2 separate regions of the Homo sapiens genome follow, and region 1 is linked to region 2. The links are chromatin contacts, found by Hi-C or POLR2A ChIA-PET in ENCODE. All regions are on one chromosome and are shown on one strand. The core of a region is the stretch at or near the end of the contact, and the rest is flanking DNA. Distances in the headings are between cores, read along the strand shown. Region 1 overlaps TCF4 (transcription factor 4). Region 2 has its middle 7.5 kb from the start of LINC03092.

Region 1 (2,893 bases), core at 92-2,591, 600 kb before region 2:
ATACCACTAAATCACTTCCAAATATAGCAAGCACCCCCATCCTGCAAGCACAGGTGACTCGACCCACACAAAGCCAGCTTGTCTGCATATTGTACCAATCCCAGTAGATGCTCAAATAGAGCTTCATTTGAAGACACTACGACAAGGCAAATAATTAAACATTCAAATTCCCAAGCTGATATCTGTATAATAAACAATCTACCCATCACAAAGTCCACCTTGATATCTCTGGCTTACAGGAAATGTCCCAAAGAGGCAGTCCACGTTACTACGGGGTTGGCCATACATTCCATGCTACTGCATAAGAGATTCTGGAATCTTACGCTAAAAGGGCAGTGTCAGGCCTGGCGGTAAAAGAAAAAGAGTAACCCTCATCCAAACTACACACATCCAAAGCACTACTGTCATTACACAAGCCAAATCAGACATGAATGATGTGACCCAGCATTCAGGCTTCAGTGTAACCCCACCATGAAACACTGGGTCTACCTTGAAAATGAACTTCTCATCCTCTTCCAAGTGCTCAGATGAACTGAAACCCCACGAACAATCACTACCAAGAAATAGCACTTCCTACTGGCCTGACTCTTCTGACAGAGAATCTCATGTCTTCCTCTACTAAGAAAGACTCACAGTCACCTTAAAAAGTGACTTTTTGGTCATTACACCTCAGCCCAAGATGGTCAACGGGTTAATATTCTTTTCTGATCTCTTCAATTATGCTGCCTAGAAGTCTGAGGGTTGGCAGGCAGGGCAACCTTGTCAGAGCTGCAGAGAGCTCTGCAGATGTCTCTGTTGTGTTCACTCAAACTGAAAAGGAGAAAAGATGGCCCTCTGACAACAGACAGCTGTCAATTAGATGGCACGCTCACACTCAGTAGGCCAATGAGCGGCAGTGGAGGTGACAAGTGCTTGGCTAATCAGTGTGCCTATAAAAAATCACAGCCCTTCCCTGCGCCACTCACACCAGCACATGAGGTGACAGCATGTGTCGTCTTCAACTGCTCCTGTTCTCCCTACCCCCAGTGTCATCAGTACTGTGAGAAGGCTCAGGTCAATGCAATATGCCTAGAAACAAAAATCAGACCAACAAAAACTGGCATAGGGAAAGAAATCCCTGCAGCAAAATCACCCAAAAAGGGAAATACATTGATACACTAACCTATTCAGAGCTGGTTCACATTGATACTGAAAGAAGACAACCCATTAGATGCTGTTAACAAAAATACTATCAGAAAAGAAGAGCCAAAAGAAGAGCCAAAGTTATCCATCCACCTGACCTTTTTCCCATCCTCCATCTTGTCTTTTTCTCCTCTAGCCACCAGGGGGCACTTTGGGGCTAGCTCCTTGAGGACACTGGAGATTCTGAGCTTTCACAAGTACCTCAATATTGGCGGTGGGGTCAGTGGATGGGGATGGAATGAATCAGAAAGTAGAGCTAAAGGAGAAACCTAGGGATTCTGTAGAGCAGAAAGGTGAGTTCCCAAAATCTTCAGCTCAAATATACCCCTCTAATCTAATCACTAAATGCTGAATTCACTAAGAAACTACCCGAGCCCGACAGATTTTTACTCACTAATGACAAAAAACAACCTCTCTTTCCTCTTTCTCCCTCCCCCTTACCCCCTTTCTCTCTTCCTCTGCCCCCACCCCGTCTCACTTCTCTATTGGTTTCTAAAAGAGCAGCTGATTGGAAGTAGAGAAATCAGGAAGAAAAACAAGGGGTGGCAGGGGGATAACTGGTAACTATAGAGTCAAATTTGTGGCTATCCACCTGCAGCACAGAGACAAAACAGCATCAGCCTGTTTTAGATAAAGATGAATTTGAACAAAATACAAATACATTTAAACTTGACCCTGATTTAGTTGGGAACTTGCATGGCCATTCTATGCCCCAACTACTTTTATTCAACTCTTCTTCTTCACCTATGCCAAATAAGAGGCCAATCTGCCTGCCATACCCAAAAGAAAACCTCCAAATGTTTTTCATAAAATAACTTTTTTTGTTAGATGGTTTCTCTCTTGTCACCCAGGCTGGAGTGCAATGCACGATCTTGGCTCACTTCAGCCTCTGCCTCCCAGGTTCAAGTGATTCTCCTGCCTCAGCATCCCGAGTAACTAGGATTATAGGCGTGAGCCACCACACCCTGCTAATTTTGTATTTTTAGTAGAGATGGGGTTTCACTATGCTGGCCAGGCCGGTCTCGAACTCCTGGCCTCAGGTGATCTGCCCGCCTAGGCCTCCCAAAGTTCTAGGATTATAGGCATGAGCCACCGCGGCCAGGTAAAATTACTTCTAAAAGACCACTGAAGACTAAAAAGGTCAAGTGGAAAGGTAGATATCAGGGATTAGAGTCCTTCATCTTTTGCGAGTCAATGAAAGAATTCACAGCAAAGTTCTGCTCCAAGGCTTGTCCAGCCCTGCTCAAGTTCTCAGGGCCCTAGAGGCTCCCAGTTTCAAGGCAATCAGGCCATCGCTACTGGGTGCCAAAGCTGCAGAATGTCCACACGGCCACTGCCATCAGCTCATTCCTGGAAGACAAAGCTGCCTTTCTTCAAGGGAAATGTAAGGAGCCATTCAATCTCAATCTGCATTCATGACCAACAAGCTGGAGTAGTGCCAGAACAGAGCCTGAGACTGGCCACCAACTCTCCAACATCAACACCTACACCACATTAGTCAAACCAGTACAGCAGGCCCTACTCCCAGCGCCTCCCAGGTACCTCCAGAAGCATGCTGGGTCCCCACCCAGGGAGTCCCCACGGCTCCGCTGAATGACTACATTGCCAGAATGCCAGGCCAATCTGCTGAGTTCATTAGGGTTTGGGACACACCTGTTCCCTCCTTTGCCATGACTCTTTCAAAGCTATAATACCATCCACTTAGACCCAT
Region 2 (3,070 bases), core at 451-2,950:
AACTGAATATCATGAAGATAATCAAGATTTTGCTTTCAAAAGAAACCTTTATAAAGTGAGTATGTAGAGACAAAGATCAATAAAATTCTGCTTTTCAATTTCAAGAGCCAGATACTTAAGAAGAAAAAAGGTGTCCTGGGTTCAAAAATGTTGTCATGTAAAAAGTCAAACTTGTGAGTACTCAGAACATAGATTATGTATCACATTGAATTTTCTCAAATTTTTTTTCTTGCAATTGTTGACATGGCCATATAATTTTCTCTTTTATTCAGTGTTGAGGTGAATTATATTAATTGATTTTTGAATGTTAAAAAAACCCTTTACATTTCTGGGATACATTCAATATAGTCATGATACATTATCCATCTTATATTTTGCATTAAAGAGACTTGTCTGTAATTTTACTGTATTATAATATCCTTGTCAGGTTTTAGTATCCAAGTTATACTAGCCTCAAAGTGAGCTGAAAAAAATGCTATTTGTTTTTCCATACTGTAGAAGAGTTTCTAGAACTATGATATTACATCTTTGTGAATGCTTAGAGGTGTTGACCAGTGAAGCCATGCGGACCTGAAATTTTCTTTGCAAGGAGATTTTAAATTATGGATTTTTTTTTTTTTTGGTTTGACTTTTCTATTTCCTCGTTTTCAATTTTGGTGAGTTGTAATTTTCAGTAAATTTTTATTACTTTATTTTACTTTATTTGAATTTAATTTTAAATTCTTTTCCTAAATTATTGAGTGTGAGGGACGTCATTGGTTTTCAGGTTTCTCATTTTCTAATGTATACATTTTAAGGCTATAAATTTCCCTCTAAACATGGCATTACCTGCATGTCACAAGTTTTTGAGATGTGCCATATTAATGATATTTCAGTTTGATTTTTATTTTTTCTTCTTTGACTTACTCATATTCAAAATGTTATTGCTTAATTTCTAAACATTTTGGAAATTTTCTAGTTATTGTCCTACTTTTTCCTTCTAGCTGAATTCTACTGTGGTCATAGAACACACTCTGTCTGATGAAGGGAATAAAGATCTCTGCTCTGGAGCCAATTAAACTCCTCAGATAGGACACACCTAAACCCAAATGAGAAAGGACAAGTGAAGACATAAAAAGGCACAAAATCCCAAGAGCTATTCCCCCATTCCCTGGGACAGCACCCCCACCCCCACTCAATCCAGTCCTGCTCTTCTAGATATCCTTAGATAAGTGCTTGGGGAGCGAGGATAAAAAGAACAAAAATATCATCAACCCCATTCTGTCCTACACGGATGCATTAACTTCTTACTTTCAAAAAATGAATATTATTAGCAATACATCTATATGTTTCTGCTGTCTCATTCGCTGTTTACCAAATCTATTTGCCCTCTCTGGTCCTGTTTCTTCCACAAGGACAAGGTGAGTGACATAGTATATAGGGCCATCACTCATAAGATAACTTCTCCTTTTTTAAGGGGCTTGTGACAGAGCACAACCACCCTGTGCTGAAATGTATGCAGTCCATAGACCAGGTGCTACACAGCGTATAAAAAGTGAAAGAGTCCTGTGATCCAAGAGTGTTTTTTTGATCCTGGATACACTTCTGCTATGGCAACAACCCTAAAGACATGGCTTAAGGCTAATCCTGGGCTGTGATCTCATACTTTTTTCCATGTTTTATTTATAAACATTTCAGGAAGACAGTTGACGACAGGGTCATGTGCAGGAGGAAGACTGTTGTGCAAGCAGACTCAGAAACAGGAAAGACTAATTAAAGTTCAGTAGCCTTTCCCAGGTGTATGTTTTCTGGACCTCAGGCATAAAAAGCTGGACCAGTTGCCTCCTTTTCCCAAAGAAATCAAGGAAAAATAAATGTGCCAATGACATCTACAAGGCTTACTAGAAGCAGAAAAAAAGACAAACTTTCTCTGATAGGGTCATGTAGAAAACCAACCTAAACAAGAATCACTAGTATAAGGGCACTTTTTAACCCAACTAATATGGAAAATTGTATAGCTTTTTTGATACTGTATATCATAAATTTGAAATATATATTTTTAAATGCCTTGAGTTCAACTCAGTTTTTTAGTTACTTCCATTTAAATAATTTTGGAACTTTTACATAATTTTATGTAACAGCCTCATAAAAATTCCCAATTTTGAGATATCTGATTATATCTTAACCAGCAGCCTACAGTTACACTGTTATATAATGATCCTTTCAATTCTACAGATAATGCGTTATCTGTAGATAATACATTATATTCTTTGTTAGTTTAAAAATAAGCTAGCAAAATGTTTAAAAATGCAAAGAAAAAAATCACACAATCTTTTTTATATCCTTTAAAAAATAAAACCATATTTTATATAGTTGCCATCATACTGTAATTGTAATTGTGTCTTTTTTCACTTAGCATTATGTAATAAACATTTCCTTAATGCCATAATGTTTTATAATTATCATTCCAATAATTCTATAATATTTCATCTAATAGAAATCATCTAAGTGAATAATTTTTATATTACTAGACATTATTTTATAGTTTTAAAATAAACAGTGCACTAATGAATATTTTAAATAAATACCTTTAGATTATTTTTTAACAAGAAATTCCCACAAGTAGAGTTGTTGGGTCAAAAGGCATGGATATAACTCTTGACACACATGGCGAAAAATTTTGGTGATAGATAGCCAACATCAATTTTTGTCTTCTTACTAGGAGTACCCTTTTTCTATCCCAGGTGTCTATCATTTTCTATTCAGCCACATACTTCAAGGAAACGTGGACTCATCTTCAAGCACAATGGTTAGAAAAAGCCCACCATGGTAATTCCATTCCCACTATCAGTGATTGGCTTAGAAAAGAGAATATGACTTAATTTTATTTAATAATTGGTGAATGAAAATTTGCCGGGGTGATTTCAGGGGATGGTTTCTTAGATGTTAAAAACAGATTTAAGGATAAGACCACCCTTTTTAAAATTTCTGTTATTGGTGGATAAGGATGTGATGCCTAGAACTATAGCAGTCACCGTGTGATGTTGAAGAGAACTAGCTCACAAGCACATGACACAGAAGAAAGACAGAA

What was found. Hi-C counts contacts between places; a loop is a spot of excess contacts on that map. ChIA-PET counts read pairs that join two places held with the same protein, here RNA polymerase II (POLR2A).
Region 1: a map of endothelial cell of umbilical vein shows a loop between it and region 2 (2.9-fold over the local background). The contact joins two enhancer-like sites. A Hi-C loop is called at or near these places in 1 of 168 maps with a recorded cell type or tissue (endothelial cell of umbilical vein). POLR2A ChIA-PET finds 5 or more read pairs at or near these places in 1 of 52 experiments (HEK293).

The regions. Positions count from the first base shown.
Region 1 is chr18:55,383,415-55,386,307 of GRCh38, forward strand. The region is part of intron 6 of TCF4 (transcription factor 4); the gene reads right to left. Among named protein-coding and RNA genes, the nearest start is that of TCF4-AS1, 68 kb to the right of the region's middle. Within about 2 kb of position 1,342, at least 2 of the 41 ENCODE cell types and tissues checked have a DNase peak (open chromatin) inside an H3K27ac peak, as active enhancers do.
Region 2 is chr18:55,987,172-55,990,241 of GRCh38, forward strand. No RefSeq gene overlaps it. Among named protein-coding and RNA genes, the nearest start is that of LINC03092, 7.5 kb to the right of the region's middle. Within about 2 kb of position 1,701, at least 3 of the 41 ENCODE cell types and tissues checked have a DNase peak (open chromatin) inside an H3K27ac peak, as active enhancers do.